Linked DNA regions of Homo sapiens: region 2 is linked to region 1. Evidence: chromatin loops called from intact Hi-C (ENCODE). Cell type or tissue: mammary epithelial cell. All regions are shown on one strand. Each heading gives the region's core, and the rest is flanking DNA. Links, peaks and the distances in the headings are about the cores only.

Region 1 (16,730 bases), core at 3,915-8,914:
TTCAATTACTAGCTATTTTTTTGGTGTAAATTTAAAGAACTAGTTTTATTTAACATAACTGTGCAAGAAGTATGTGAAGAGAAACTCAAATGCTGCTGATGGGCCAAAATATTTGAGTACATGTAAAGTTATTTCCTATTCTTGGATAGGAGGAATGGACTACAAACATGAATTAAGTGGTCATGGAGAAAGACGCAAATGGCTTTTTATCATATAAAAGCTTACATATTACAGGATTTCAATCTCACTCATACAAGAAAATGCAATTTAAAAATTGTCTACAAAAAATTGTAGACAAAACAAATTTATCTCCAAAAACGTTGTAGACAAAAAATTATCTACAACATGGATGAACCTTGAAAACATATGCTAAGTGGGAAAAGCCAGATACAAAAGAATAGATATCACAGTTGTCCTTTATTTATTTATTTATTTATTTATTTATTTATTTATTTATTTATTTTTGAGACGGAGTTTCGCTGTTTCGCTCTTGTTGCCCAGGCTGGAGCGCAATGGCATGATCTCGGCTCACTGCAACCTCCGCCTCCCGGGTTCAAGTGACTTTCCTGCCTCAGCCTCCTGAGTAGCCGGGATTACAGGCACTCACCACCACGCCCAGCTAATTTTTACTCCCACTTCATCTTAGCCGAAAACATTTGGCAAATGGGAAGAGATTATGAAGTAAGAAAAAATAGCATTTACTAAGGTCTACTATAGTCCTCTACATAATTCTACCCAATCCTCATAACAGCCTTACTATATAGGCCTTATTAGTTTCATATTGCAGATGACTAAAACGAAGTTTGGAGAGGTTAATTGGTTTGGTTAAAGTCCTAGAGCTAGTTGATGCCACAGAAGAAACTTAAACTCCTGTCTACGGTCTCCAAAGTTGAAAATTTGGGAGTTCAAGTTTGGCATCTTTACTTTTCCTTTTTTTTAAACAAGGTCTCACTCTGTTGTCCAGGCTAGCGTGCAGGTGGCACAATCATAGCTCACTACAACCTCAAACTCCTAGACTCAATTAATCCTCCCACATCAGCCTTCTGAGTAGCTGGGACTACAGGTGCACGCCACCATGCCGGTTTTATTTATTTATGTATATATTAGTAGAGATGAGACCTTGCTATGTTGCCCAAGCTGGGCCTTCCTGCCTTCCTTCCTTCTTTCCTTCCTTCCTTTCTTTGTTCTTTTATTGGGGACATCCTTTCTTAAAAGAGATTTTGCAGTCGGATGTCTGATGTCCTTTTTCTCCATTTCCTATGAGATGTGTGATTCCACTGTTAGAGATACAGCACATATCCTGAGCTACGAGGGGTTGGCTGACTGTAGATTTTCTTCTTCGCAGGAAAAGTACAAGGTTCTGGATAGGGAGGCATGAAGTGGCTGATATGCCTGCCAAACAGGCTAGGCTTGCTGGGCTGCACCATAAAATGCCAGGGTTTGAACAAAGGAGAAACATCCTACTATTCCAGAATTTGGCTGGAACATCCCCTGATCATTTTAGAGAAACACTGCCAAAGGAGCATGCTCATGGATGTGAGACAAAAGTCACAATGGATCCAAAAACTATTCATTCAACAAGTACTTATTGAGCCCCTACTATAACCAGACACTGTTCTGTGCAGTGTTTGTTAATTAGAAAAATAGACCCAAATCCTTGCTCTCATTGAACGTTTATTCTAGTAAGAATAGGCAGAGAGGCTGGGGTCAGTAGCTCACTCCTGTAATCCCAGCACTTTGGGGAGGCAGAGGTAGGAGGATTGCTTGAGGCCAGGAGTTCAAGACCAGCCTGGTCAACATAGCGAGACCCTGTCTTTACAAAAAAAATAAAAAAAAGAATAGGCGGACAAGAAGTAAGTTAAATAGATAAACAATGTAGTGTGCTAGAAAGATATTTTACAAAAAAAAAAAAATGTTGGGCCGGGCACAGTGGCTCACGCCTGTAATCCCGGCACTTTAGGAGGCTGAGGTGGGAGGATCGCTTGAGGTCAGGAGTTTGAAACCAGCCTGGCCAATGTGACAAAATCCTGTCTCTACTAAAAATACAAAAATTAGGTGGACATAGTGGCATGTGTTTGTAATCCCAGCTACTGAGGAGGCTGAGGCATGAGAGTCACTCGAACCCGGGAGGCGGAGGCTGCAGTGAGCCAAGATCATGCCACTGTGCTCCAGCCTAGGTGACAGAGCAAGACTCTGTCAAAAAAAAAAAAAAAAAAAAACAGAAAGAAAGAAAAGGAAAAAAAGAAAGAAAGAAGAAGAAACCACGTGATTTTTCTGTTCAACGCTTTGCAACAACTTCCCATCTCACTTATGCAAAGTAAAAGCCAAAATCCTGGCAGTGGTTTATAAGACCCTATTTGATCATTGTTCTCTCCTCACGCCCCATCTTACTGTCTCCTACTCCTCTCCTCTTTGATCACCCACTCCAGCCACAGGAGTTCTCCGTGCTGCTCCTGAGCCACCCCAGGCACCTTCCTGTCCTAGGGCCTTTGTATTGGCCATTCGCTCTTTGAACACCCCGAAATAGCTGCACGGGTCACATGTCCCCTCCCTCAGATCTCAGAGTGGCACCTTAGTAAGCCTGTTCCTAGTGAACCAAAATCCCAACAGCCATATTCCTTCCTCGACATTACTTTTCCACATGGCACATAGCACAACTAACACACCATATTATGCTTTCACCTGGTTCACTCTTCACTTCCACAGAAGCTCTGACGGAGACACAGATTTTTGTTTGTTTTATTCATTGCCCTATCCCTAGTGCCTGGCTTATATTAGGTGTTCAGTATGTCAATGCCTTCCAGCCAAAGACCACCAGGAACATACCTGTAATTGAACAAGTTGAGTTTTTGGCTTGTTGTCATGAAAGAGAATGTACAAGAGGGGGAACCATGGAATGGCTTGGTATGTTAGCAAGGAGGATTTGGGCTTAAGTTAGGTGATTTGGCAGAGGTTTCAAGGAAGTGAGGTTTTGCTCTGAATTGAATGATGCCAGGAAGCAGGAATAATTATCTGATTGGGTATTTTAATAAATTTTTTTTTAGAAGGGGGAAGAAGAGAGCAAGGCTAAGGATATAATTGGTAAAGAAGCAGCAGTTATATTAGCAGGAAGAGGAGGCTATTTTTGTGGTTTACACAGTGACTTTATTTTTTCCTGTTCTTGGATAAAATTTATGAAGTGGTCTTGTTTTTGTTTGGTTTGGTTTTTGTCTCACTTTACCGAGGTCATAGAGTGCCCTTGTCTGATGTAGGTGCTCTGTGAGATTGTTTATGTTCATCAGAAGAATACCATGACCTGTCTGTGATGCCAGATGAGCTCCTAACACCACAGAGGGCCAGGTGATAGAGCCAGGCCAACTGCACATGTCAGTGGTTGCTTTTCTCCTTTTCAAGTATGTATTTGTTAAATGATTGAGTGAATGATTATAATGGTAGTCTTCATAAACCTAAAAGGCTATCATGTGGAAGTAAAGTTAGGCTAATTTTATAAGAATTCAGAGAATAGAATTGGAACAATGGGTCCAGGCATGGGTGGCTCATGCCTGTAATCCCAGCACTTTAGGAGACCAAAGCAGGTGGATCACTTGAAGCCAAGAGTTTTAGACCAGCCTGGCCAACATGGTGAAACCCCATCTCTACTAAAAATACAACAATTAGCCGGGTGTGGTGGCACATGCCTGTAATTCCAGCTACTCAGAAGGCTGAGGCACGAAAATCACTTGAACCCAGGAGGCAAAGGTTGCGGTGAGTCAAGATCGTGCCACGGCACTCCAGCCTGGGTGACAGAGCAAGAATGTCTCAAAAAAAAAAAAAAAAAAAAAAGGATTGAGACACTGGGTAAAGTCAGACAGTCAGCAAGCTTCAGCTTACCATAAAAACTTTTTAAAAATGAGCCCCCCACCCCTGCAGGGAGATAAGTGTCAATTGCTTGAATTCTTTACAGAATCTGGAGGGGACATTGTAGAAGTGATTAAGGCACCACACGGAGTGCTAGAGCTAGATGTGATGGCCTCAGATTTCCTGAAGTTCTAGGAAGATCTGCCAATGCTTCCTTGGCCTTTCAGGGTGCTTCCTATGAAGATCTGAGCAAGAATCAGTCACTGGCTATCCTAAGATAAGGAAGAAGTTGTCCAGGCCTTTAGGATTTCGCAGAAGAGAAGTGAAGACAGATGTAGAAGCAAATATCTGCAGTGCAGTTCTTCAGGGCAGTTTTGAAGAAGTAGTTGCCACTGGGGCCAATTTTGCCCATATAAGACATTTGGTGATGTGTGGAGACATTTTTTATTGTCACAAGGAGTGAGGAGTTTGCTACTTACAAATAGTTAACAGAGGCCAGGTTGCTGCGAAGCATCCTCTAATGCACAGGACCACTTCCCACATCAAAGAATGATCTCTGGCAAAATCAGTCCAGGTTAAGCATTCCTAATCCAAAAATCCAAAATCTAAAATGCTCCAAAATTGGAAACATTTTTGCTGACATGATGCCACAAGTGGACAATCCATACCTGACTTTATATGATGATTTGCAGACAAAATGCAGGTGCACAACACACAGTTTATTTAACATCCCCAAGGGAAAAAAAGATTTTCCCAGGCCCCTTCAGTTTTGATACATCTTTTCCACACATGCCAGATGTGTATGTCATGTTTTACTATTAAGCACTTACATGTGAATAAGTGTAAGAAAATGATGGCTTATTGGTAGCGTATAAATTCAGAGCCAGGAATGATGGTAATGACAAGCAATCACAAATTGTCCACTTGGGTGACTAAAATAATGACACCTTTGCTTTCTGAGGGTTCAACTTGGTTTTATGCACAAAATCATTTAAAATATTGTATAAAATTACAGTACCTTCAGCATATATATAAAACATAAGTGAATTTTGTGTTTAGACTTGATCCCATCCCCAAGATATCTCATTATGTATATGCAAATGTTCCCAAATCCACAAAAAATCCAAAATCTTTAATACTTCTGGTCCCAATCATTTGCGGATTTTTGTTTGTTTGTTTGTTTTTAGAGGCAGGGTTTTACCATGTTGGCCAGGCTGGTCTCAAACTCCTGGTCTCGAGTCATCAGCCTACCTCGGCCTCCCAAAGTGCTGGGATTACAGGCTGAGCCACTGTGCCCCACACATTTAGGATAAGGGGAACAACTTGCAGTGCCAAGATTGAGAAACCATGGTTCAGAGGGATAGGTAAGAAGTTGTCAATACTCATAGAGAGGAATGGGTCATGCTGCTTCTAAGGGAAATGGGAAACAAATGGTCTTACAGAGGAGGTGATATCTGATGTGGGTTTTGAGGAGGAATAGGAAATCCTTGGTAAAGAAATGCTTACTATGTTCAGACACAATGGTTCAAGCCTGTAATTCCAGCACTTTGGGAGGTCAAGCCGGGTGGATCACTTGAGACCGGAAGATCAAGACCAGCCTCGCCAACATGTCGAAATCCTGTCTCTACTAAAAATACAAAAATTAGTCGGGCATGGTGGCACGTGCCTGTAATCCCAGCTACTTCAGTGGCTGAGGCAGGAGAATTGCTTGAACCCGGGAGGCGGAGGTTGCAGTGAGCCGAGATCACAGTACTGTTCTCCAGCCTGGGCGACACAGTGAGACACTGTCTCAAAAAAAAAAAATGCTTAATTTATTTTGGAAAAACATTCTCAAATATTTGCAGAGAATAAAATGCCTGGATATTGCTGCAAAATAATCCAGTAGGGACGGTGGTGGGTAAAACAGCAGAATTTGCCCAGGAATTGATAATTGTTGAAACTAGTGATGGATACATGGAAGTCCATTATACTTTTAACTTTGGTATATGCTTAGAAATTTCCATAATACAATTTCAAATTGAGTTTTCTTTTTTTTATTGTGGCAAAATATACATAACATAAAATTTATCATTTAAACCTTTTTCTGTTTGCTTGTTTTTTGAGACGGAGTCTTGCTCTGTCGCCCAGTCTGGAATGCAGTGGTGTGATCTCGCCTCACTGCAAGCTCCACCTCCCGGGCTTCAAGTGATTCTTCTGTCTCAGCCTCCCGAGTAGCTGGGACTACAGGCACATGCCACCACACCTGACTAATTTTTGTATTTTTAGTAGAGACAGGGGTCTCACTAAAATGTTAGCCAGGCTGATCTTGAACTCCTGACCTCAAGTGGTCTGCCTGCCTTGGCCTCCCAAAGTGCTGGGATTACAGGCATGAGCCACCATGTTCCGCCACCAGTTAAACCATTTTTAAGCGTACAACTCAGTGGCATTAAGTACATGCACAGTGTTGTGCAGCCATCACCACTATCTACTTCCAGAATGTTTTAATTATCTCAAACAGAAACTTTATACCCACTCAACAATAACTCTCTGTTCCCTCCCTCCCCTCTTCCCCCTACCATTGTTTAAGCTCTACTCTACCTTCTGCCTCTATGGATTTGCCTATTTGAGGTACCTCATGTAAGTGGAATCACACAAAATTTGTCCTTTTGTGTCTGGCTTATTTCACTTAGATAATGTTTTCAAGGTTCACTCATTTTTCACATGTATCAGAATTCCATTCCTTCCGTGTTTTCTTTCTTTCTTTTTTTTTTTTTGAGACAGAGTCTCACTCTGTCACCCAGGCTGGAGTGCAGTGGTATGATCTCGGCTCACTGCAACCTCTGCCTCCTGGGTTCAAGCAATTCTCCCTCCTGCCTCATCCTCCAGAGTAGCTGGGACTACAGGCATGTGCCAGCATGCCTGGCTAATTTTTGTATTTTTATTAGAGACAGTGTTTCACCACGTTGGCCGGGCCAGTTTCAAACTCCTGACCTCTCAGGTGATTCACCCAACTTGTCTTCCCAAAGGTTGGGATTACAGGCATGAGCCACCATGCCTGGCCAGAATTTCATTCTTTTAATGACTGAATAATTTTCCATTGAATGCACAGTCATGTGTCGCTTTATAACAAGAATATGTTTTTAAGAAATGTTCCAGGCCGGGCATGGTGGCTGATGTCTGTAATTCCAGCACATTAGGAGGCTGAGGCGGGAGGATGGCTTGAGCCAAGAAATTTGAGACCAGCCTGGGTAACATGATGAAACCCTGTCTCTACAAAAAATACAAAAATTAGCTGGGTGTGGTTGTGTTGCCTGTAGCCCCAGCTACTCGGGAGGCTGATATGGGAGGATCGCTTGAGCCTAGGAGGCAGAGGTTGTAATAAGCCAATATTTGCACTACTGCATTTCAGCCTGGGCAACAGAGTGAAACTCTGTCTGAAAAAAAAAAAAGAAACTATAAAAAAGAAAAAGAAAAGAAATGCACCATTAGGCAACTTTATCTTTGTCCAAATATCATACAGTGTACTTACACAAATCTAGATGATACAACTAGGCTATATCATATAGCCTACTGTTTTAGGCTACAAATCTGTATAGTATGTTATAGTACTGAACACTGTAGACAATTGTAACACAATGGTATTTGTGTATCTAAATCTTTCTAAATGTAGAGAAGGTACAGTAAAAATATGGTATGAAAGATTAAAAAATGGTACACCTGTATAGGGTACTTACCACGAATGGAGCTTGCAGGACTGGAAGTTGCCCTGGGTGAGTCAGAAAGTGAGTAGTGAGTGAATGTGAAGGCCTAGGACATTACTGTAGACTCTATAAATACTATACACTTAGGCTGCATTAAATGTGTAAAAATGATTTTTTTCTTGAATAATATATTAACCTTAGCTTACTGTACTTCATAAACGTTTAAATTATTTTTTGACTCTTGTGTTTTAAATACTTTTTTCAATAGTTTTTGGGGAACAGATGGTGTTTGGTTGCATGGGAAAGTTCTTTAGTGGTAATTTCTGAGATTTTGGTGCACCCATCACCCAAGCAGTGTACACTGTACACAATGTGTAGCCATCGGGTTTTTTGTTTTTGTTTTTGTTTTTGAGACAAGGGCTCACTTTGTCACCCAGGCTGGAGTGCAGTGGCATAATCTTGGCTTATTGCAACCTCCGCCTCCCAGGTTGAAGCGATTCTCCTGCCTCAGCCTCCCAAGTAGCTGGGATTATAGGCACCTGTCACCACGCCTGGCTAATTTTTGTATTTTTAGTAGAGATGAGGTTTCACCATGTTGGCCAGGCTGATCTCGAACTCCTGGCCTCAAGTGATCTGTCTGCCTTGGCCTCCCAAAGTTCTGGGATTACAGGCATTAGCCACCGTGCCAAGCAGCCACCATGCCCGGCTCCCAATGTGTAGCCTTTCATCCTTCACCCTCCCTTCCTGACCTTCCCCCAACAGTCCCCAAAGTCCATTATATCATTCTTACGCTTTTGTGTCCTCATAGCTTAGCTCCCTCTTACAAGTGAAAACATATGATATTTGGTTTTCCAACCCTGAATTACTTCCCTTAGAATAATGGTCTCCAACTTTATCCAGGTTGCTGCAGATGCCATTACTTCATTGCTTTTTATGGCTGAGTAGAATGCCACATTTTCTTTATCTACTCAGTTAGTGGGCGTTTAGGCTGATTCCATATTTTTACAATTGTAAATCGTGCTGCTATAAACATGCTTGTGCAAGTGTCTTTTTCATGTAATGACTTCTTTTTCTCTGGGTAGGTACCCAGTAGTGGGATTGCTGGATCAAATAGCAGTTCTACTTTTAGTTCTTCAAGGAATCTCCATACAGTTTTCCATAGTGATTGTACTAGTTTACATTCCCACAAGCAGTGTGAAAGTGTTCCCTTTTCACCACATCCACGATACCATCTGTTATTTTTTGATATTTAAATTATTGTCATTCTTGCAGAAGTAAGGTGGTTTCACATTGTGGTTTTGATTTGCATTTCCCTGATAATTAGTGATATTGAGCATTTTTTATATGTTTGTTGGCCATTTGCATATCTTCTTTTGAGACTTGGCTGTTCATGTCCTTTGCCCACTCTTTGAAGGGATTATTATTTTTTTTCTTGATGATTTGTTTGAGTTTCTTGTAGATTCTGGATATCAGTCCTTTGTTGGATGTATAGTTTGCTAATATTCTCTCCCACTCTGTGAGTTATCTTTTTACTCTGCTGATTATTTCTTTTCTTCTTCTTCTTTTTTTTTTTTTTTTTTTTTTTTGACAGTCTCACTCTGTCAACCAGACTGGAGTGCAGTGGTGGCACAATCTCAGCTCACTGCAACCTTAGTCTCCTGGGGTCAAGCGATTCTCATGCCTTAGCCTGCCAAGGAGCTGGGACTACAGGCATGAGCCACCACACCCTGTTAATTTTTGGAGTTTTAGTAGAGACGGGGCTTCGTCATATTGGCCAGGCTGGTCTCAAACTCCTGACCTCAAATGATCCACCTACCTTGGCCTCCCAAAGTGCCGGGATTACAGGAGTGAGCCACCGTGTCCAGCCTTCTGCTGATTATTTCTTTTGCTGTGCAGAAGCTTTTTAGTTTAATTAGGTCCCATTGTTATGGAATCATTGGAGTGTTGCTTTTTGGCTAGAAACCTCTGTGGCTGGTGGCACCTTTGCCCAAGTTTTGCTCAAACTCACTAGGCTCATTTTGCCCACTCAGCCTGGTAGGCTGCGCTCAGCTCACACTACCGGCCTGGATCACATGCCTCCCAAAGGCCCGGATCCCATGTCTGCTAAGGGTGAGTCAGGCATGGAACAGTGAGGGGTATGTGAGCAAGCATGGGGTCTGGCCACTGTGTACAGTCAGACATGCCAGCTGCTACAGCGGGGCAGGCGGCTCCACATGCTGGCATGGGCACCAGCTCTCTGCGAGGCTGTGGCCAGACCAGGCTCACTGCAAGCAGCTTCCATGGCTGGCAGTGGGGAACGTGGTGATACCCGGAAGCTTGGAGATGCCAGAAACCACAGAGCCCCAAAGAGGCAGTCATAGTTATGGCTCAGGGAGCTCCCAGGTATGGGCTCCCCGAAGGGCTGCAGCTCTTCTCTCCTTCTCTTTGCCTACAACACGGTGAGCAAGAGGCATGCTTCAGTCCTGTTTGTGCTACAGCTTTTTTACCCTTGACATTCAGCAAGTTCCAAGTTGTTGTCCTGCAACCAGGAAGAATGAGGTATGCAGGTAAGTGAAGGGTGAGCAAGATGAAAAGGAGCTTTATGAGCAATAGGACAATTCAGAGGAGCCCCGCAGGGAGCAGCTCCTTTCTGCATCCAGGGTGTCCTGTCAAATGTTCAGCTTTTAGCAGAGAGGGTAGCTCCTCTCTGCAGGCAGGTCATCCCAACAAGTGTTCAGCTCCCAGCAGAGAGGGTACCTCCCCTCTGCAGCTGGTCGTCTTGTCATCTGTCCAGCTCTGGCTGACCCCGGGGCTTTTATGGGCCTCAGAGGGGAGGAAGTGTGTGCTGATTGGTCCATGGGTGGCCATGGATGGGCCCAGAAAAAAGACACCACAAGTTTTCATTCCGGCGCTCAGGACTCGCAGCCCAGCCCCCAGCCTTCAAGCCCTCCCTGGCCTGAAGGTGGGGTCTCACTAGGGATCCACCCTTTTTCACCCAGAAGCCTGTCTCCCTCCTGCCACCATCCATGGCATCTAGGGTGCAGAGTGCGAGAGCTTGAGTCCTGCTCCTGGGAGGGTGGGCCTCCTGCTTGCACCATGGAGCATGCAGGCATCCCCAGCTGTGCCTCCATGCAGCCTGGGGTGGCAGCTCCAGGTCCTCGCTGGGCCCCTCTCTGCCCACCCCTCCATGCCCAACTGTGCTGCTCCCCCACAGCGGGGGGCTCCACCCAGCCCCATCATAGCAGCCTATCATGGCAGGCTCCAGGGAGCTCCCGCTGGTCCCTGATTCTAGCTGGCCTCAGGCCCAGCTCTGCCACCTCATCAGGCCTTCCCTGCAATGGCAGTAGGTGACAGCAGTGACGCAGGGCCAGGGTCCAGAGTGGCAGAGCCTCTGGGCCTGGAATAGGTCTTGCCTGGCCATGCAAGGGTGGGGGCAGTGCAGTTGGCTGCCTCAGGAACACTGGGCACAGGGGACCCACTGCTGCTGTTGCTGCTTTTGCAGCTGCTCCTGCCGCTACCACCCGCGCCCCCCCTCTGTAGCCCATGTGACAGCAGCGGCCACTCTAGATGGCCTGCATCTGCCATTACCATCTATTTATCTTTGTTTTTGTTGTATTTGTTTTTGGATTCTTGGTCGTGAACTCTTTGCCTAAGCAAATGTGTATAAGTTTTCCCGATGTTATCTTCTAGAATTTTTATGATTTCAGGTCTTAGATTGAAGTTTTTGATCCATCTTGAGTTGATTTTTTTGTATAAGGTGAGAGACGAAGAACCAGCTTCATTCTTCCTCATGTAGCTTCCCAATTATCCCAGTGCCATTTATTGAATAGGGTGTCCTTTCCCCACTTTATATTTTGGTTTGCTTTGTTGAAGATTAGTTGGCTATAAATATTTAGCTTTATTTCTGGGTTCTCTATTCTGTTTCATTGGTCTACTTGCCTATTTTTATACTAGTGTCATGCTGTTTTGGTAACTATAGCCTTGTAGTATAGTTGGAAGACAGGTAATGTGATGCCTGTAGATTTGTTCTTTTTGCTTAGTCTTGCTTTGGCTTTGCAGGGTCTTTTTTGGTTCCCTATGAATTTTAGGATGATTTTTTTCTAGTTCTGTTAAGAATGATGATGGTATTTTGATAGGAATTGCATTGAATTTATAGATTGCTTTTGGCAATATGGGTATTTTCACAATATTGATTCTACCCATCCATGAGCATTAGATGTGTTTCAATTTGTTTGTGTCATCTATGATTTCTTTCAGCAGTGTTTTGTAGTTTTCCTTGTAGAGATTTTTCACCTCCTTAGTTAGATATATTCCTAAGTATTTTTTCTTTCTTTCTTTCTTTCTTTCTTTTTTTTTTTGAAGCTGTTGCACAAGGGGTTGAGATCTTGATTTGGTCCTCTGCTTGGTTATTGCTGGTGTACAGCATTGCTACTGATTTGTGTATATTGATTTTGTATCCTGAAACTTTACTGAATTCATTTATCAGATCTAGGAGCTTTTTGAATGAATCTTTATGGTTTTCTAGGTATACGACCACATCATCAGCAAACAGTGACAGTTTCATTTCCTCTTTACTGATTTGGATGCCCTTTATTTCTTTCTCTTGTCTGATTGCTTTAGATAGAACTTCCAGTACTATGTTGAACAGAAGTGGTGAAATTGGGTATCCTGTCTGGCTTCAGTGCTTAGGGTGAATGGTTTCAACTTTTCCCCACTTGGTATAATGTTGGCTGTGAGTTTGTCACAGATGGGTTTTATTATCTTGAGGTGTGTGTCTTCTATGCCGATTTTGCTGAGGGTTTTAATCATAAAGGGATGCTGGATTCTATCAAATGCTTTTCCTGCATCTATTGAGATGATCATATAATTTTTCTTTTTAATTCTCTTTATGTGATGTATCACATTTATTGACTTGCATATGTTAAACCATCCCTGCATCCCTGGTATGAAACCCACCTGATCATGGTGTATTATCTTTTTAATATGCTGTTGGATTCAGTCAGCTAGTATTTTTTTTTTTTTTTTTTTTTTTTTTGAGACAGAGTCTCACTCTGTCACCCAGGCTGGAGTGCAGTGGTGCGATCTCGGCTCACTGCAAGCTCCGCCTCCTGGGTTCACGCCATTCTCCTGCCTCAGCCTCCCGAACAGCTGGGACTACAGGCGCCTGCCACAACGCCCGGCTAACTTTTTGTATTTTTAGTAGAGACGAGGTTTCACCGTGTTAGCCAGGATGGTCTCAATCTCCTGACCTTGTGATCCGCCTGCCTCGGCCTCCCAAAGTGCTGGGATTACAGGCGTAAGCCACCGCGCCCGGCCGTTAGCTAGTATTTTTTGACAATTTCTGCATCTATGTTCATCAGGGATATTCGTCTGTAGTTTTCTTTTTTTGTTATGTCCTTTCCTGCCTTGGGTATTATGGTGACACTGGCTTCACAGAATGACTGAAGGAGGATTCCCTCTTTTTCTATCTTTTGGAATAGTTTCAGTAAAATTGGTACCAATTTTTCTTTGAATTCCTGATAGAACTCAGCTGTGAATCTATCTGGCCCTGGACTTCTTTTGTTGTTGGCAATTTTTTAAATTACTGTTTCAATCTTGCTACTTGTTATTGGTCAGTTCAGAGTTTTTATTTCTTCCTAATTTAATCTAGGAGGGTTATATATTTCCAGGAATTTATCCATCTCCTCTAGATTTTCTAGTTTGTGTGCATGAAAACTAGTAGCCTTGAATGATCCTTTGTATTTCTGCTGTATCAGTTGTATAATAATATCTCGCATTTCATTACTAATTGATCCTGTTTGGATCTTGTCTCTTCTTTTTTTGGTTAATCTTGATAATGGTCTATAAAGTTTATTTATCTTTGCAAAGAATCAGCTTTTTGTTTAATTTATCTTTAGTTGTTTGTTTCTTTCAACTGTATTTTGTTCTGCTCTGATCTTTGTTACTTCCTTTCTCCTGCTGGGTTTGGGTTTGGTTTGTTCTTGTTTCTCTAGTGCCTTGAGGTGTGACCTTAGATCGTCTATTTGTGCTCTTTCAGACTTCTTGATGTAGGCATTTAATGTTATCAACTTTCTTCTTAGCACCACTTTTGCTGTGTCTTGGAGGTTTTGATAAGTTGTGTCACTATTATTGTTCAGTTCAAAGAATTTTAAGATTTCCATCTTGATTTCATTCTTGACCCAAAGATCATTCAGGAGCAGATTATTTAATTTTCTTGTATTTGCATAGTTTTGAGGGTTCCCTTTGCAGTGAATTTCCAATTTTATTCCACTGTAGTCTGAGAAGGTACTTGATATAATTCTGATTTTTATAAATGTATTGAGACTCGGTTTTTGGCCTACCAAATGGTCTATCTTGGAGAATTTTCCATGTGCTAATGAAAAGAATGTGTATTCTGCAGTTGTTGGGTAGAATGTTGTGTAAATATCTGTTAAGTCCATTTGTTTTAGGGTATAATTTAAGTCCATTTTTTCTTTGTTGACTTTCTGTCTTGATGACCTGTCTAGTGCTCTCAGTGAAGTACTGAAGTCCCCCACTATTACTGTGTTGCTATCGATCTCATTTCTTATGTTGAATAATAATTTTTTTATAAATTTGGGAGATCCTGTGTTAGGTGCATATATATTTAGGATGTGATATTTTCCTGTTGGACTGATCTTGTTATTACATAATGTCCCTCTTCGTCTTTTCTAACTATTGGTTGCTTTATGGTCTGTTTTGTCGGATATAAGAATAGTTATTCCTGCTCACTTTTGGTTTCCCTTTACATGGAATAGCGTTTTTCACCCCTTTTCCTTAAGTTTATGTGAGTTCTTATGCATTGGGTGAGTCTCTTGAAGATAGCAGATACTTGGTTGGTGGATTTCTATCCATTCTGCCATTCTGTACCTTTTAAGTGGAGCATTTCGGCCATTTACATTCAACATTAGTATTGAGATGTGAGTTACTCTTCTATCCACCAGGCTAATCGTTGTCTGAATACCTTGGTTTTTTAAAATTATTATCATGTTATTGTTTTATAAGCCCTGTGAGATTTATGCTTTGAGGCAGTTCTATTTTGCAAGGTTTTGTTTCAAGATTTAGAACTCATTTTAGCATTTCTTGTAGTGCTGGCTTGGTGGTGGCAAATTCTCTCCGCATTTGTTTTTCTGAAAAAGACTTTATCTCTCTTTCATTTAGAAAGCTTAGTTTTGCTGGATACAAAATTCTTGGCTGGCAGATATTTTGTTTGAGAACGCTAAAGATAAGACCCAATCCCTTCTGACTTGTAGGTTTTCTGCTGAGAAATCTGCTGTTAATCTCATAGGTTTTCCTTTATAGGTTACCTGATACATTTGCCTCACAGCTCTTAAGATTCTTTCCTTTGTCTTGACTTTAGATAACCTGATGACTATGTGCCTGAATGATGATCTTTTTGTGATTAATTTCCCAGGTGTTCTTTGAGCTTCTTATATTTGGATGTCTATACATCCAAATCACTTGTGAGGTCAGGGAAGTTTTCCTCAATTATTCCCTCAATATGTTTTCCAAACTTGTAGATTTCTCTTCTTTCTCAGGAACACCAGTTATTTTTAGGTTTGGCTGTTTAATATAATCCCAAATTTCTTGGAGGCTTTGTTTATTTTTTTAAATTCTTTTTTCTTTGTTTCTGTCTGATCGGGTTAATTTAAAGACCTTGTCTTCAAGCTCTGAAGTTCTTTCTTCTACTTGTTCAATTCTATTGTTGAAATTTTTCAATGCATTTTGTATTTCTCTAAGTGTGTCTTTCATTTCCAGAAGTTATAATTGTTTTTTCTTAATAATGTCTATTTCTCTGGAGCATTTTTCATCCATATCTTGTATTTTTTAAAAATTTCCTTAAATTGGTTTTCACCTTTCTCTGGTATCTCCTCGAGTAGCTTAATAATCAACTTTCTGAAATCTTTACCTGGCAATTCAAAGATTTCTTCTTGGTTTGGATCCATTGCTGGGGATCTAGTGTCATCTTTTGGGGGTGTTATAGAACCTTGTTTTGTCGTTCTACCAGAATTATTTTTCTGATTCCTCCTATTTTGGGTAGACTATTTCAGTGGAAAAATCTGGAACTCAAGGCTGCTGTTCAGATTCTTTAGTCCCGCAGGGTGGTCCCTTGATGTGGTGTTCTCCCCTTCCTCTAGGGATGGGGCTTCCTGTGAGCCAGACTTCAGGAAGTAATTGTTATTGCTTTTCTTGGTTTAGACACCCAGAGGTGCTACCAGGCTCTGGCTCTGGTCTGTTGCTGGAGAATACCTGTGAAGAGTCCTGTGATGCCATCTGTCTTCAGGTCTCCCAGCTGTAGATACCTGCACCTGCTCTGGTGGAGGTGATAGGGGAGAGAAGTAGACTCTGTGAGAGTCCTTGCTTGTAGATGTGTTTAGTATGTTGGCTTTCTCAAAAGCTGGTTATGCTAGCAGTGAAGTTGTCACATGGACAGACTCAAGATCACCAGTTGCCAGGATGTTGGAGGCAGTGGAATTAGCTGTTGTTTTCTCCTTCCTTGGAGCAGGTTCATTCAGTCATGAGTTGCTGTAACGTCCTGAGTTGGTTGGCCTTTAGACAGGAGGTAGCGCTTTCAAGAGACCACCAGCTGCAATAGTAGAAGGGGGATATCGGCTTGTCCTAAATTGGCCAGGTTAAGTATTCAGGTTTCTCAAGCAATGGGTGGGGTCATAAAACTCCCAAGAGTTTGTCTTTTGTGATCAGCTACCAGGGCAGGTAGAGAAATACCATCAAGTGGGGGGGGCAAGGTTAGGTGGGTCTAAGCTCAGACTCTCCTTGAGTGGGGTTTGCTGCAGCCACTGTGGGAGATGGGGAAGGCGGTTCTTGGACCAATGGGGTTATGTTCCAGAGGGGATTATGGCTGCCTCTATCACCAGGGAAGTGGGGGAAAGCTGGTAGCAATAGACCTCACCCAGCTCCCATCCAGTTGGCAAGGCTGTTCTCACTCTCAACATACCCAACTAACAGTGCAAGTTTATCTCCAGGCAGCCTGTGCACAGGACTCAGACCTAGTCCCAAGCTTTAAGTTTCACCCGCTAAGAAAGTAAGCATGGCTTTCAGCCATACCCCTCCCCATCCGCCCTCACTGTCAGCTGTGACTCCTGCTCTCCTTTCTGCAGTAGTTCCCATTTGCCCTGGATTCTGCTCAAGAGAGTTTGTGCCCAGTCAAAGTTATTATAAAGTTTAGCCGGAAACTACTTTCACCCTGTGACCCCT
Region 2 (16,730 bases), core at 6,933-11,932, 72 kb after region 1:
ATAGAAAGCAACTCACTCGAATGTTAGCAGATTTTCTTCGTTGTCAAAAGGAAGCCCTTGCAGAGAAAGAGCATAAATTGGAAGTGCGTAACCTTTTTCTTCTTTAGTGCTTATTTATTTAATTCTCTTTTTGTTAGGAATTTTAAAATATTTTAATCTATGTGCACATTTTGCATTTTTTAACATAGACCTTTTTAAGCAGTAGCCCAGGTAAGCTTCTCCTTGTATTAATGGTTTTTCTTCTACTTGAACCAAATTAATCTTGCAAGTAAACTTAGAAATTTGGAATTAGCAAAATTGATTGCATTTAAAAATTATTCTTGTGAAATTCCATGCAACTATAATTTATCTTACCAGTTTAACCCTAATGTATCACAGAAATAATAGGAAAATAGCAGGTGGCAGTCACTTGTAGTAGGATTTATTTAGTTTCTGTTTTGAGAAGATGTAGTCTTTTAGGTATACCATTAAGTCTTTAAATTACTCCCTTAATTCCACCCGCCAATTCTAATGCTTACATGTTCCAGCCCCACTCCCGGCTCACACTCTTAGGCAGAAATTCATTGCTCCTGTAAATTAAGTAATAATTAATACCGCTAATGAGAAATCTGGGAGTACAGGAGGTGATTTTAAAAAATGCTCGTATTTCCTTTGATTAGAGTAGCAATTGTTAGGGATACATGAGCCAGATTTGGTTTTATGTAAAAAAAATCTTTCAGTTGATGAGTTCTTGTTTAAATTGTATTGCTGTGGCAATTTCTTATTGTAATAATATGTAGGAGAATTTCTAATTTGAATCCCTTTATTTACAGAAAGCTCACTGTAAATTTGTAGGAATGTCATGGTACTACCCCATTAAGTTATTTTTATTAGTGTTTAGTTATTGATTCAGCAGTCTCTAATTGTGCCAAAAATGGTGCTTAGATTAGATTGCCATTGCTACCCATGGGAGCTGCTACTTAATTATTCCCACCTCAAATTCCCAGCTCTCAAGTTAGCACTACTCCTTTGCAATTTACTCCTTCTCTGCTCGTATAAATACCCTCAGATGATGATAGTTGGTGGCCACTATACCTTTGAAGAGGTTGCCCACTTCTACATGGAAAGGAAAAGATGGTTTTTTTTTTTAAAAGATGAATTTGATAATTAACTTGCCACTATTTCACCTTGTGATGAAACCTCAATTTTAAACATAGTGTTAATTGTTTTATTGTCCACAGAATTAAGGGTAAGTAATGTCATACAATTTTTGTCTTTAGTCTTTTAGTATGGTTTCTTTAACTTCTATTGAGCTTCTGTTGCAGATATTGGACATGGGCGTATCTTCTAACGATGTCGTCACCATTAGTATATTCTTCCTGCTAAAAATAAATATCAAACCCTGAAGCCTGTATTGTCTCATGTTTTTGAAAATTGAAGAGAAGACTGTAACTTTATTCTGCTTTATACTTTCTCACTTATGATGATGGTCATTTGTCACTGTTTACAAAAACAGAATTTATATTTGAAGTGTAACTGTAGAAAATAGATCAGATGCCACTCCCCACAACCCCCTTTTCCCCCAGTGCCTTCCAGCCACATTTCATAGTTGACAGTCATAGATTATGAGGCTGATGATAATAATAATGTTAACATTCATGTGTCAGGTACTATTCTAGGCACTTCACATAAGCAACTCATTTAATCTTACACAGCAGGATGTATTATCCACATTTGATAGATACAGAACTGAGGCACAGGAAGATTAAGTAACTTGCCTAAGGTCACAAAGAGCTAGTGAGTTGTTTGGAACGCAGAGAATCTGCCTCCAGAGCCAGTGCACTTCATCAAAAAGACACATTGCTTCCTGTTTTTACTTAAATCTAAGATTAAAGCAAATGCTAAAGTCCTATTTTTTCCAACTTTTTCTGCTCCCTCTCTTCTCAGAGGTAATCACTGTCTTGAAATAAAGCCTTCTAGGAACTTTTTTTGTTGTTCTTCTGCATAACTGGATTTTATATTATAAAGAAGAAATCACCTCAATTATGTTCAGCTGTTTTTTAACAAGTAAATACTCTTTACAAGTACAGAAATAAACTTGAAAGTTATTCCACAGAACTCTTTGTAAATTATCACTTAGAACTATGTTATTCCTTTGTAGAAGATGTGGAAATGATTTGAGATATTTAGACTTTTTTGTACCAAGTAGGTGGCATCACTTTGAAGTTGAGACTGAGAGGTGAAGATTTATGTTTTCTGAATCAGCTGTGATACTATCAAGTAATTTTCATCTATTGTGTATCTTTGAACATTAACAGTGGTTGACCAGATACTGATGTGTCATTTGTTGCTGCATTTTTGATAATGGAACATAAATTTAAAGTATCAGTTCGGGAATTGGCCATTTCATATTTCTTAAGGAAGCCATTATTAAAGCATGTGTAATGAATGAAAACATGAAGTGGTTTAAAATTTGTGTTTTAAGACAATCATTATTTTTGAAACTTCTGACTATAGTTGGTTACTAAGCAGAAGCAGATAACTGTTGGGCCGGGTGTGGTGGTTCACGCCTGTAATCTCAGCACTTTGGGAAGCTGAGCTGGGTGAATCACTTGAGGTCAGGAGTTCAAGACCAGCCTGGCTGACATGGTGAAACCCCATCTCTACTTAAAAAAAAAAAAAAAAAAAAATTAACCAGGTGTGGTGGTGGGTGCCTGTAGTCCCAGCTACTTGGGAGGCTGAGGCAGCAGGATCACTTGAACCTGGGAGGTGGAGGTTGCAGTGAGCTGAGATCACACCACTGCCCTCCAGACTGGGCGACAGACCGAGACTCCATCACGCGCGTGCGCGTGCACACACACACACGAGATAACTGTTAAAATAGACTATTAATAACTTTAGTTTACATTTATAATATTTAGGGATTGCTATAGGAATCATTTTACCATTATGAAGTTGAAAGTATTGCATAAACTGTTTTTCAGTTAGCTTATTATCTTGGAAGGCATACATGAATAGGAGAATTAAAATGACATTTTGACTTTGACATTGTTTCCTAGTACATACAAAAGTTATGTTTACAACTTTACTGTTGTCTAAGTATTACAATTACACTTTACTGTTGTCTAAGCATTAGGATTACATATAAAATTACATATAAAAAATGTACGTATCTTAGTTAAAAATGCTTCATTGCTAAAAAAGACTAATCATCTGAGCCTTCTGTTAGTCATAGTCTTTGCTGGTGGAGGGTCTTGCCTTGATATTGATGGCTGTTGACTGATTAGGGTGGTGATTGCTGAAGGATGTGGCTATGGCAGTTTATTAACACAGTGATAAAGTTTGCTGCATCAGTTGACTTCTTTCTTGAAAGATTTCTCTGTAGGATGCAGTACATTTGATAGCATTTTGCCTACAGCAGAACTGCTTTCAAAATTAGAAGCAATTTTCTCAAGCCCTGCTACTGCTTTATCAAGTAAATCCTTTGTTGTCATTTCATCTCCACTGGGAGTAGATTCCATCTCAGGAAACCACTTTATTTGCCCATCCATAAGAAGCAACTCCTCACCAACAAGTTTTATGAGATTGGAGCAGTTCAGTCACATCTTCAGGCTCCACTTCTGTGTCTCGTTCTCTTGCTATTTGCAGCAGATCTACAGTTATTTTCACCACTGAAGTCTTGAACCCCACAAAGTCAGCCATGAGAATTGGAGTAAACTTCTTCCAAACTCCTGTTAATGTTGATATTTTATCTCCTCCCATGAATCATGAATGTTTTTAATGCCATCTAGAATTGTGAATCATTTTCTGAAAGTTTTCAGTTACTTTGCCGATATTCATCACAGGAATGACTATGGCAGCTATATAGCCTTACGAAATGTATTTCTTAAATAGTGAGACTTGAATGTCAAAATTGCTCTTTTATCTATAAGTGGCAGAACACGTGTTAGCAGGCATGAACACTAGTCACATTGTACATCTTCATCAGAGCTCTTGGGTGACCAGGTATGTTGTCAATAGTAATTTTTTATTATTGTTATTTTGGAGACAGTCTCTTGTTCTGTCACCCAGGCTGGAGTAGTCATGCAATCACAGCTCACTGTAACCTCGAACTCATGAGTACAAGTTATCTTCCTGCTTCAGCTTCCAAAGTAGCTAGGACTGCAGGTGTGTGCCACCATGCCTGGCTAATTTTTAAATGTTTTGTAAAGAAGAGTTCTTGCTGTGTTGCCCAGGCTAGTCTTGAACTCTTGGGTCAAGCAGTCCTCCCACCTGGGCCTCCCAAAGTGCTGTGACTACAGGTGGGAATCACTACATCTGGCCAATAGTAATATTTTGCAGGTCTCAACAGTTGGCTTAAAATACTCAGTAAACTATGCTGTAAATAGATGTATTGTCATCTATACTTGTTTCTTTTATAGAGCACAGGCAGAGTAAATTTAGCATAATTCTTAAGGACTCTAGAATTATTCAGAATGGTAAATGAACATTGGCCTCTACTTAAAGTCGTCAGCTACTTTAGCTCCTAATGAGGGCCAGCTTGTTTGTTGAAGCTTTGAAGGCAGGCATTTATTTCTCTCTAGCTATGAAAGTCCCAGGTGGCATCTTCTTCCAGTACCAGGCTCTTTTTTCTACATGGAAAATCTGTTGTTTAGTGTAGCCACCGTCATCAACGACCTTAGCTAGAGCCTCTGGGTAACTTGCTGCAGTTCTTAGTTCAGCCCTTGCTGCTTCACTCTGCACTTCGAAGTTACGGAGACAGCTTCTTTCCATAAACCAACCTCTGCTACTTTCAAACTTTGCTTCTGTAGCTTCTTTACCTCCCTCAGGCTTCATAGAATTGAAGAGCGTTTGGGCCTTGCTGTGGATTAATTAGGCTTTAGTTTAAGGGAATGTGGCTGGTTTGATCTTCTATCCAGACTACTGAAACTTCCTACATATCACCAGTAAGGCTGTTTAGCTTTCTTCTTTGTGTGTACACTAGAGTAGCCCCCCACCTTTTTTTGAGATATTGTGTCACTCTTGTCCAGGCTTGAGTGCAGTGGCTTGATCACGGCTCACTGCAACTTCAACCTCCTGGGCTCTAGCAATCCTTCCACTTCAGCCTCCTGAGTAGCTGGAAGTAGAGGCATGTGATACCATGCCTGGCTAATTTTAAAATTTTTTTGTAGAGACAGGGTCTCACTATGTTGCCCAAGCTGGTCTTGACCTTCTGGACTCAAAACAGTCCTCCTGCCTCAGCCTCCCAAAGTGCTAAGATTACAGGCATGAGCCACCACACCAGGCCTGGAGTGGCGATTTTAGTTTCCTTCGAGAACTTTGCCTTTGCATTCACAGCTTGGCTAATTGGTGCAAGTGGCCTAACTTTTGGCCTGTTTTGGCTTTTGACATGCCTTCCTCACTAAACTTCATCACTTCTAGCTTTTGATTTAAAGTGAGAGACCTATGATTCTTTCTTTCACTTGAACATTTAGAGGCCATGGTAGGATTCTTAATTGGCCCAATTCCAATGTTGTGTCTCAGCAAATAGGGAGGGAGAGACAGGGACAGCCAGTCAGTGGAGCAGTGAGAACACAATGTGTGTGGATTAAGTTTGCTGTCTTAAATCACTGATCACAGATTACCATAATGCATAAGAATAGTGAAGTTTGAAATAGCACAAGAAATACCAAAATTTGACAGACACTTAAGTGAGCACATGCTGTTGGGAAAATGGTACCTCTAGACTTGTTTGGTGCCGGGTTGCCACAAACTCAGCTTATAAGAAAACACAGTATCTTGAAAGTGTATTAAAATGAAGCATGATAAAACGAGGTATGGCTGTATTTGATTTAAATTTAGAATTTGGTAAGATGCAGCTCTGTGGATGTTTCAAAGAAGCATGTGACTAGTTTCTTAATTTATATTTTTGAGGTCTAAATATTGTCCTAAAATATTTTATGTTTAACTGAGTTTTTTCAGGAATCGTGTAATCTTTTAGTTGTTGATAATACAAGTAATTATTTCCATCAAAGGGAAAAAGTTACTTAAGCAAAAGACTTAGCCCTGTTTATGGGCTCTGCATTTTCTGTCCTTTCTTTTTCATGTAATACATTATATGCATCTTACATGTCATTGTTTTCCTTTTAATATATGGATGTATGATAATTTATTTAACTGCTCTGTTCTCTGTTACTTTTTTTTTTTTAAATAGACAGGATCTCACTTTGTCATCCACACTGGAGTACAGTGGCAAGATCATAGCTCACTGTAACCTCACACACCTCCTGCCTCAGCCTCCCAAGTAGCTAGGACTACAAGTGTACCTCACAATGCCTGGCCAATTTTTTATTTTTTTGCAGAGATGAGGTTTTGCTGTGTTGCTCAGACTATTTATTTTTATTGCTTTTCTATTCTTAACAGAATTTCAGAGAACATCTCTTCAGTTAACTTTTCACTCACATATTGATCCGTTAATAATTCTGATAAATTTCTAAAGATGAAATTGCTGATTCATGTTAAAGACTTGATCCTGTTAACCAGTCTTATTGCCTTCTTTGATGATTTCTGAATATTATCTATAAGCCTTCTGTCCAAGGCCATTCATTTTCTCCAGAGGAAAACACACCAGATTTGCTGGTTAGATAACATAGGACATCTGTTTTTTGAACAGTGCTTTTACCTCTTAGCACTGTGATTTGGGTCCCTAGATGCGCACACTCTTTTGCTGAGCTTCTTATCTTCCATCTTTTAGTTATATGGGATAAGGGTTTTACCAGATTCGTGTAGAGTTTTAGTTGATCCTTCTTGTCAACCTTAAGACTTATCATTACATATTAAGGAGACTGGTACTGCAAAGTCCGGAACATATCCAGAATTCCTCAGGATGAATTACATTACTTTCGGTCATTATTTCCTGTTGCAGCTGTCCTCATCTTCCAACAGGTTCGTCCTTTCCATTCCTTTCCTTCCCCTTCCATTCTTTCAGATGGAGTCTCACTCTCTCACCCAGGCTGGACTGCAGTGGCGTGATCTCAGCTCGCTGCAACCTCTGCCTCCTGGGTTCAAGCAGTTCTCCTGCCTCAGCCTCCTGAGTAGCTGGGATTACAGGTGCGCGCCATCACGGCTGTCTAATTTTTGTGTTTTTAGTAGAGACAGGGTTTTGCCATGTTGGCCAGGCTTGTCTCAAACTCCTGACCTCAGGTGACCCGCTCACCTCGGTCCCCCAGAGTGCTGAGATTACAGGCGTGAGCCACCACACCCGGCCGTCCAACAGGTTCTTGACATTGGTATGCTGTGGTCCACTTTCCTCTGTGCTTGTGGATTTCTGCCTGTGTAAATTGCTTTATTATTTTAGTGACTTATTGGGAGGGAGCAGATAAACATGAGTTTGCTCTATCATATAAATGGAAGACTTTTTATGTCTTAATTAAGTAGAACTGTAACATACATGTTTCATAACTGCTGCCAAACCACCCCTGTCTAAGTGGTTGTCATGTACTACCTGGCTTATAAGATGATCTTCTGCTCCCTCTCATATCTCCCTACATCATTGCAACCATATGGATCTTTTAAGAAATCAGATCCCATCACACTCCTCTTTAGAAACTCATCAATGGGCCAGGCGCGGTGGCTCATGCCTGTAATCCCAGCACTTTGGGAGGCTGAGGCGGGTGGATGACGAGGTCAGGAGATCGAGACCATCCCAGCTAACACGGTGAAACCCCATCTCTACTAAAAATATAAAAAATTAGCCAGGCGTGGTGGTGGGCTCCTGTAGTCCCGGCTGCTCGGGAGACTGAGGCAGGAGAATGGCGTGAACCCGGGAGGTGGAGCTTGCAGTGAGCCAAGATCACGCCACTGCACTCCAGCCTGGGCGACAGAGCGAGACTCTGTCTCCAAAAAAAAAAAAAAAAAAAAAATCAATGGTCCCCATTACACTTTTGGATCTTATTTTGAACTCAGACACCATTTAACCTCATCTTGTATCATCTTGGCTTGCATTTTGTTTTTCAGGTATATCAAGCATGTTCTAAAATCAGAGCTTTTTGCTTTGCTGATTGTTAACAGAGAGGGACTGGAATGCTCTTGCCTCCTGCTCTTTCCTTAGCTGGTTCCTTTTCCACTCAGGTTTATATTCCTATGTCAAGTCTTCAGAGAGTCCTACATCCTTTTCTTTTGGTCCCATCTACTCATTCCTCTGGCCCCCTCTTCCCAACTGTATTACATTGTCATTTTGGTTTTTGTTTTTCTTCCATATTCTTTCTATTAATACTTTATATACTTAGTTTTCATGTGCACCTGCCACTAGGATGTGAGTTTCATGAGATGAACCTTGTTTTGTTTTTCATATTTATTACCATGCCCTCAATGCTTAGAGTAGTTTCTGTCTCCTGGTAGGCACTCAGGTGTTTGTGTTAAGTAAATGAATGCCATTAGAAATGTAACTTGGGGCTGGGAGCGGTGGCTCACGCCTGTAATCCTAGCACTTTGGGAGGCCGAGGCGGGTGGATCACGAGGTCAGGACATCGAGACCATCCTGGCTATCACGGTGAAACCCCGTCTCTACTAAAAATAGAAAAAATTAGTTGGGCGTGGTGGCGGGCGCCTGTAGTCCCAGCCACTCGGGAGTGTGAGGCAGGAGAATGGCGTGAACCCAGGAGGCAGAGCTTGCAGTGAGCCGAGATTGCGCCACTGCACTCCAGCCTGGGCGACAGAGCGAGACTCCTTCTTTAAAAAAAAAAAAAAAAAGTGTAACTTGGAAGAGGTATATATTTAAAATTGGTAACTTACTTGTAGCTAAATCAGAAAAGAATGATACTTTAATAAATAAAAATGATTGAAAGACACTTGAGGATTTTGAATAAAATTATATCCAACATAATTGGTTAAATCATTTTAGCAGAGTCCAGTACTTAAAAAGTCTTAAGTGGGCTGTGTGTTCAAGGCATGCAGTTTGTAGAGCTGCAGTTGAGCATTTTGAACAAAGGAGTAAATTATCGTCTTGAAATTGTAAAATTATTTTACCAGCTTGCATTTTTTCCCCTTCTGTAGGAGAATAACACTAACAATATGTGAGAATAACGTGAATAAGAAATGAACAGTAGTAATCCTTAGCATTGTATAAGTACTGAATTTGTAAAGAGTAATAGTGCCATCTAGTGGAAGAGCGGGAGCTACAGATGAAACCAGAGTCCTTAAGCCAGTGTTCATTCTTTTACGTTAAAGTATGTAACAGAGAGGAATTTACACTCTATTGCCCTTTGTGCCTGTTCACTCATTCATGGAATGGAAATGTAATATCAATACTAATGCTAATTACTGTCAAGAGAGGCATTCATAGAACTCTGATGGTTAAAACAATGATGCATATAGGCAGTTACGCTTTCTTGAGACGAAGTCCTTAATAAACTGCTAACAAAGATTACATTTTGTTGTTACTGTATCAGTTCTTAGAAGTGAGATGAGATTGAAAAGTAGTTTGGAGCCACATTGTGGAGGGCACTTGAATGTCAGGCCCAGTAGAGGTTGATAACAGGCCAAAGGGAAGAAAGGAGTGGTGGTGTTGGCAGTGTCTGAAAATGGTTATAGTTGTTGAGTGGATTAGATTGGAGAGAGATTAGCAGTAGGGAGACCAGATGCAACTTAATTAGAAAAATGTGCTCAGCAGTAAAAGCCTGAACTACAGTGGGTGGTAGCAGTGAAGTGTGTGTGTGTGTGTTTTGAGACAAGGTCTCACTCTGTTACCCAGGTTGGAGCTCAGTGGCACAATCATGACTGACTGCACCCTCGACCTCCCAGGGCTCAGGTGATCAGCCTCCCGAGTAGCTGGGACTACAGGCGAGTGCCACGACTCCCGACTAATTTTTGTGCTTTTTGTAGAGACAGTGTTTCACCGTGTTGCCCAGGCTGGTCTCGAACTGCTGGGCTCAGGTAGGTGATCCACCTGCCCTCGCCTCCCAGAGTGTTGGGATTACAGGTGTGAGCCACTGCACCTGGCAGTTTTTTTTTTTATTGCAAAAGTAGTACATGCTTATCATAGTTGAAAAACCATTGATAAGCACATGCAGATACCATCCAAAATTTTTATCACCCATTGAATACCTTTTGGCAAGATTTAGAAGGATAGAATCAGACTGTACATGTCATTTTATATAGTGTCTTTTTGCACATTTACTATAAAAATTTTCATGTGATTATAAATCTCATTTAATAGCTAAATTACATTGTTCTATGGAAGTAGTATTTGTTTAGCCAGCTAACTGTTTAGCGTTTATATTTCTTCCAGTTCCTTGCTATTGAAGAACAGTGCTTTAAATCACCTTTTGGCATTTATGTTACTTCCAGTTTGATACTGAAAACATTGCTCTGAATCACCCTTCAACTAAGTTTTGGCTTATCTGTGATAGTCTTCTCATAAATTCCTAGAAGTAAAATAATTTAAAAAAAGCAAAAGGAGATATGGTTTTCATGCTTGAGTTAGTTACAGTTTTAACAAAACAGGCCGGGCGCGGTGGCTCATGCCTGTAATCCCAGCACTATGGGAAGCCGAGGCGGGCGGATCATCTGAGGTCAGGAGTTCAAGACCAGCCTGACCAACATGGAGAAACCCTGTTTCTACTAAAAATACAAAAATTAGCTGGGTGTAGTGGCAGGCAACTGTAATCCTAGCTGCTCGGGAGGCTAAGACAGGAGAATCGCTTGAACCCAGTAGGTGGAGGTTGCGGTGAGCCAAGATTGTGCCATTGCACTCCAGCCTGGGCAACGAGAGTGAAACTCTGCCTCAAAAAAAAGAAAAAAGAAAAGATATTCTTTGTAATGACATGGGGTTGTGGAAATGGGAACTCTTAACATATTGTTGATGTAAATTCATTTGGTCCACTCTGTGGAGGACAGTTTGGTAATAAGTATCAGAAGCATTTATTTTACATAGTTTTTTTCTCTTTGCCTTTTATCAGATTACTTAAATGTATGTAGTGATTGAAAGTAACTAGTAGACCAAATTCTGGGTGCACAGGGATGGTATAGTTTTATTTTACTGTTTTAAAAAACTTCAGGTAAAATACACATAAAATTTGCCATATTAAGCATTTTTAAATGTATATAGGTCACTAGTGTTAACTATATTCACATGATTTTGCACCTTATTTCTAGAACTCTTCATATTGCAGAACTGAAACTCTGTACCTACCCATTCAACAATTTCTCATTTCCGCCTTCACCCAGCCACCAATTTTTCTTTCAGTCTCTGAATTTGGCTATTCCGGATACCTTATATAAGGGAAAGCATACAGTATTCTCTTTTTGTGACTGGCTTATTTCTTTAGCATAATGCCCTCTAGGTTCATCCAATTTGTAGTACATGTCAGAATTTCCTTCCTTTTTAAGGCCGAATAGTAATCCATTGAATGTATACACTGCATGTTTTCATTTGTCCATGGCTGTATACTTGGGTTGCTTCCACCTCTTGGCTATTGTGAATAATGCTGCTATGGACTGTTGGTGTACAAATAATATCTTTGAGGCCGGGCATGGTGGCTCACGCCTGTAATCCCAGTACTTTGTGGGTGGATTATTTTATGTCGGGAGTTTGAGACCAGCCTGGCCAACATGGTGAAACCCTGCTTCTACTAAAAATACAAAAATTAGCCGGACGTGGTGGCTGGCACCTGTAGTCCCAGCTATTTGAGAGGCTGAGGCAGGAGAATCACTTGAACCCGGGAGGCTGAGGTTGCAGTGAGCGGAGATCACGCCACTGCACTCTAGCCTGGGCGACAGAGTGGGACTCTGTCTCAAAAAAAAAAAAAAAAAGTATGTGAATGTGTGTGTGTGTGTGTGTGTGTGTGTGTGTATATATGTGTATATATGTGTGTGTGTGTGTGTGTGTGTGTGTATGTGAGACCCTACTTTCAACTTGTTGGGGGCATTTACTGAGAGGTTGAATTGCTAGATTATACATTAATTCTATTTTCAAATTTTCTTGAGAACTGACATACTGGTTTCCATAGTGCTACAACATTTTGCATTCCCACCAACAGAGCACGAGGGTTCCATTTTCTCCACATCCTCACCAACATTTGGTGTTTTCTGTCTTTGTTGATAGTAGCTATCCTAATGTATATTAGGTAGTATCTCATTGTGGTTTTGATTTGCGTTTCCCTAATAATTAATGATATTGAACACCTTTTTCATATGCTTATGGCCATTTGTTTAGCTTTGGAGAAATGTCTATTCAAGTCCTTTGCCTATTTTATTTTTATTTATTTATTTATTTATTTTCTTGAGACGGAGTCTCGCTTTGTTGCCCAGGCTGGAGTGCCGTGGCGCGATCTCGGCTCACTGCAAGCTCTGCCTCCCAGGTTCACGCCATTCTCCTGCCTCAGCCTCCCGAGTAGCTGGGACTATAGGCGCCCGCCACCACACCCGGCTAATTGTTTTTTGTATTTTTAGTAGAGACGGGGTTTCACCGTGTGTTAGCCAGGATGGTCTCGATCTCCTGACCTCGTGATCCGCCTGCCTTGGCCTTCCAAAGTGCTGGGATTACAGGCGTGAGCCATGGCGCCCAGCCTTGCCTATTTTAAAATCAGGTTGTTTTCTGTTGTAAGTGATGGTGTCATTTTAGGTTGATGATATTTGTTATAGTCGGGAACTAGAAAGAATTTGGAGACCATCTAACTGACTTTTTACTGGAAATGATTCTGGAATATTTCCTGAAAGATGAGATAGTTTAGCCAGCTTCCGCTTGGAAGTTTCTGGTGTAAAGGGAACATACTGTTTTGAGAGTAGTCTGTTCTATCTTCTGGACAATTGCTAGAAATTTATATGCTTTTTTATTTGTTTATTTTTAATATTTATGACACATGCTGGCAGTAATAGAAATTTATAAGCTTTTTAAAGAAATTAGCAAAAAATATTTGTCCAAATACATATATTCTTTTATATATGTATGTGTATGTAGGTGTGTGTATATTTATATACTCACACTGTGGAGAAAATGTGGAGTACCAAAAATCACAGGAAGATAATAAAAACCACAAATACTGAAAATGCATGACTTGAAACAATATCCCATTATCTGAGTTTCTCTCAGACTCCTTCCTTATGGTTTTTTATGGACCTGTTTTGTTTATAGGATTCTAGATAGATCATTTTGTTGGTGTTTAAGAAATTTTATTTTTGAAACGTTTTACTGTTTCATTATCGTTATTCATGCATTATTTCTCACATAAAATTTTACTTGATTCATGTGTCAGAAATGTAAAAAAACTTTTTTTTACTTGTAAAGATATTCCAGAAAAAAGAAAAATTACATTTTAATATTTTAAAATAAAGGATAAAAATAAAGATGTCATGAAGAGCAACAAAAATGGCGCAGGTCTTTGCATGTCTGAGAGTGGCTCTCCTTCCTGTTCACCCGTGGACAACAGCTTCACTGAATATCTTTTTGTCTTTTGGCCTAGATATTGTATTTTTTTCCTTTATCCTAAACTGACTAGCACCTATCTCGGATATTGGTCTTTCATTAATTTTGCTTGATATTTGATGTGCCCTTATATTGGGAAGACCCAAGTTGTCTTTTATTTTTGCTTCTCAGTTTATAGTTTTTTTCTTAAATCTTATTATAGGTATATTGAATGTTCTGAATCTTCACGCTGCTCATCTTTTGTTTTGCCTCACTTTTCTCATTTTCCTTCACTATTTCCTATGGTTTTGTTGTTGCCATTTTTTGTTATACTAATTCTTCCTTACTGCATGAGAACTCTGCTTGTCTAATGTTGGGAACTTAGATTTTTTTGTCAGATTTTTGTGGTCTCTGTTGAAGAAAGGGATTTATCATTGTGTTTGCTTGGCTAGTTCACAGATTGTACAACTCAGGTCAAGTCAAGAAGGAATCAGGAGTTGTAGATGTTAGTGCCAGAATTTGCTGAGTCAGCCCAGATCTGACTGGGACCTTGCCTCTATTTTTGCCAGCACACCAACCCCGCCATCCAATTATTCTGGTATTGTACTCCCTGAATCCTCCCTGTACCTCTGGAAACCACAGCAGTCACAGCTGTCCTTGTTAAAATGATTTGGAGTGATGACTAAAATATTCACACCTTCAGAGTTTGGCAAAGTCTTGTAGGAATGTTCGGACCTATATAATGTAAATGCAAAATACTGTTTAATTAGCCTACTAATAAACATTAATGAATTTTTACATCTTTAATTATTCTTTTGAATAGAGACTATTTAAACAAACTTCAGTAAATGCAGTAGTCCCCTGCTTATCCTCAGGGCATGTTTTCCAAGACCCATAGTGAATGCCTGAAACTTCTGGTGGTACTGAACCTTATACACTGTATATATTCATGTGTCACTTAACGATGGGATACATTCTGAGAAGTGCATAGTTAGGCATTTTTTCATTGTGTGAACATTGTAGCATGCACTTACACAAACCTAGATGGTATACCTACTACCCACTGAGGCTTTATGGTATAGCCTATTGCTTCTAGGCTACAAACCTCTATAGCATGTTACTGTTGTGAATACTGTAGGCAGTTGTAATACACTGGTAAGTATTTGTGTATCTAATAATGCCTTCTGGTATACCTCTTGAAGGCCCTGAGGCCATTTTACAGTTAACTTTTTTTTATAGAGTATATTCTAACAATAAAAAGTGTAGTAAATACATAAACCGGTAACGAAGTCATTTATTTTCATTATCAAATATTATATACTGTACATAATTGTACTGTACTTTTATACAACTGGTAGCATGGCTGTCACCACAAACACATGAGTAATGCATTGTGCTATGATGTTAGGATGGCTACACTAGGCAATAGGAATGGTCACTAGGTGATAGGAATTTTTCAGCTTCATTATAGTCTTACAGGACCACTGTTGTATATGCAGTCCATTGTTGGCCAAAATGTAATGCAGTGTATGACTGTACTCTTGTTTCTATACAGTCACATTGTATGGGGGTGGTAACATATACAACATGCTGGATTAAGGGATGATTTTTGTCCTGGGTGGAATGGACAAAAAGATGTAATTATGTAAGATGTAATTACGCTACTCAGAACAACATGCAATTTAAAACTTAGGAACTGTTTATTTCTAGAACTTTTCATGTAATAGTTTTGGACCAAGATTGATCTTAGGTAACTGAAATCATGGAAGGTGAAATTGTAGACAAGGGTGGACTCTTACAAAATCTTTACTGTGGCATAAATAGTTTATGACATTTATTTTTGCTGCATATAAGCTATTATTTTACTTATAGGCCCTGAGCTTTTTTGTTTGTGGAAGGTGCACATTTTTGGCATTGGCATTTTTTGCTTGTGTTAATTTTGGGACTATCTCAAACCTCTCTTTTTTAACATCTGCCATTGTTAATGTTGGAGATGTTCATCAGGTTCTTATATAATTAGTTTTTAAAATATATGTATCTTTTTTATCTTGCTGAATCAATGTTTTAGCTTGTCGAGTTTTTAAAAAACTTGACTTTTGTCATTTCTTATTTTGGCTCTGTTGGCTTTGTTTCTTCTGCTGATTTCTTAAGAATATATTTTAATTATAGAAAAAAATAAAATATTTTTACATGTTGAAGATATAAGGCCAGAAAAGAGGACAGTGGTTATTAACTTTTCCTGGTTGACTTTGGTCTTAAATTAGTTAACATTTGGATGGGCAGATTAGCTTTGTAGTGAAGAGTGGGGACTCTGGAGCAGTATTACCTAAGTTTCAGTCCTGCTTCACCACTTACTAGCTCTGTGACATTGGACAACACATTTGGCCTCTGTTTCCTTGTCTGTAAAATAGGGATAATAATTGTACCGACTTTATGTGGTTATTATGGGATTTAAGTGAGTTGGGTGCTTAAAACTGCCACACATACAGTAAATACCTCAGAGGTTTTAGCCCCCAACAAAAAAAACTTGGAGATTTTCTAGCTAGCATATCTCTAGCGTTTAACCAGTGAAATTATGTAGTTTTATGGGGATATTCTTGAGTTTTCAGATGTCTGTAGTATTTTTATGTCTATAGCGCAGTGGTCCTCCCAAAGAGGAAGTGTTTGTTTTGCTAGTTAAATCTTAGTATCTCAGTGATTGCAACTGGGTTCCCAAGTTTTAAACAATATGTTGAATCAGTTTTTTGAGATTCTGGCTTATCTGAGTCAAGCCTACTTGTCTGCTGTTTATGAAATCTATCTCCTTTCAACTGGAGGTAATAAAGTATTTGCTGTTTACCCTTTTGGCACTTCTTCATGATTTCTTGGAAGTAGTTGTTTCAGAAATCAAGTTGGTGCGAAGTGTTTTCTCCTCCCCATATTCCCCCACCTGCCAGTATTCTCAAATATGATTGATGAAGTTAGGACACTTGGATACAATTAAAGTGGTGTTTGTGCCATTTCCTTGCCTGATTTAGATTTTCACTCTCTTTTGTAGAGAAAACAAAAGACATTGATGTCCTACCCTTAACTTCTATTTTAAGGTGTTAGACTGAGTTGCAGCTTTTGTTTTGTTTTGTTTTTTTTGAGACAGGGTCTCATTCTGTTTGTTGCCCAGGCTGGAGTGCAGTGGCACGATCATAGCTCACTGAAATTTTGAGCTCCTGGGCTCAAGCAATCCTCCCACCTCAGCTTCCCAAGAAGCTAGAACTACAGGCACACACTACCACACCTGACTGATCTTTTTTTTATTTTTATTTTTATTTTTTATTTTTTTTATAGAGACAAGGTCTTGCTGTGTTGCCCAGGCCTGTCTTGAATTCCTGGGCTC

Evidence for each region. Peaks named below come from ENCODE experiments on the same cell type or tissue, not always from the same donor. Only the 100,000 strongest peaks of a DNase experiment are listed, where the experiment ranks them.
Region 2: a loop joins it to region 1, with 6 times the contacts of the local background. A loop is called at or near these places in 29 of 110 quality-filtered maps.

The regions. Positions count from the first base shown.
Region 1 is chr18:36,079,308-36,096,037 of GRCh38, reverse strand. No RefSeq gene overlaps it. Among named protein-coding and RNA genes, the nearest start is that of RPRD1A, 20 kb to the right of the region's middle. RefSeq lists enhancers at 9,173-9,726, 10,835-11,389. In mammary epithelial cell, for the core only: no CTCF peak of the experiment used is centred there; DNase peaks (open chromatin) are centred at 6,807 and 7,587; H3K27ac peaks cover 1,390 bases.
Region 2 is chr18:36,010,253-36,026,982 of GRCh38, reverse strand. RPRD1A (regulation of nuclear pre-mRNA domain containing 1A) reads left to right here. Exons shown (of 7, transcript NM_018170.5): 6 at 1-83. Among named protein-coding and RNA genes, the nearest start is that of RMP24, 46 kb to the right of the region's middle. RefSeq lists a silencer at 1,643-1,937. In mammary epithelial cell, for the core only: a CTCF peak has its summit at 9,124 (motif pointing left); no DNase peak of the experiment used is centred there.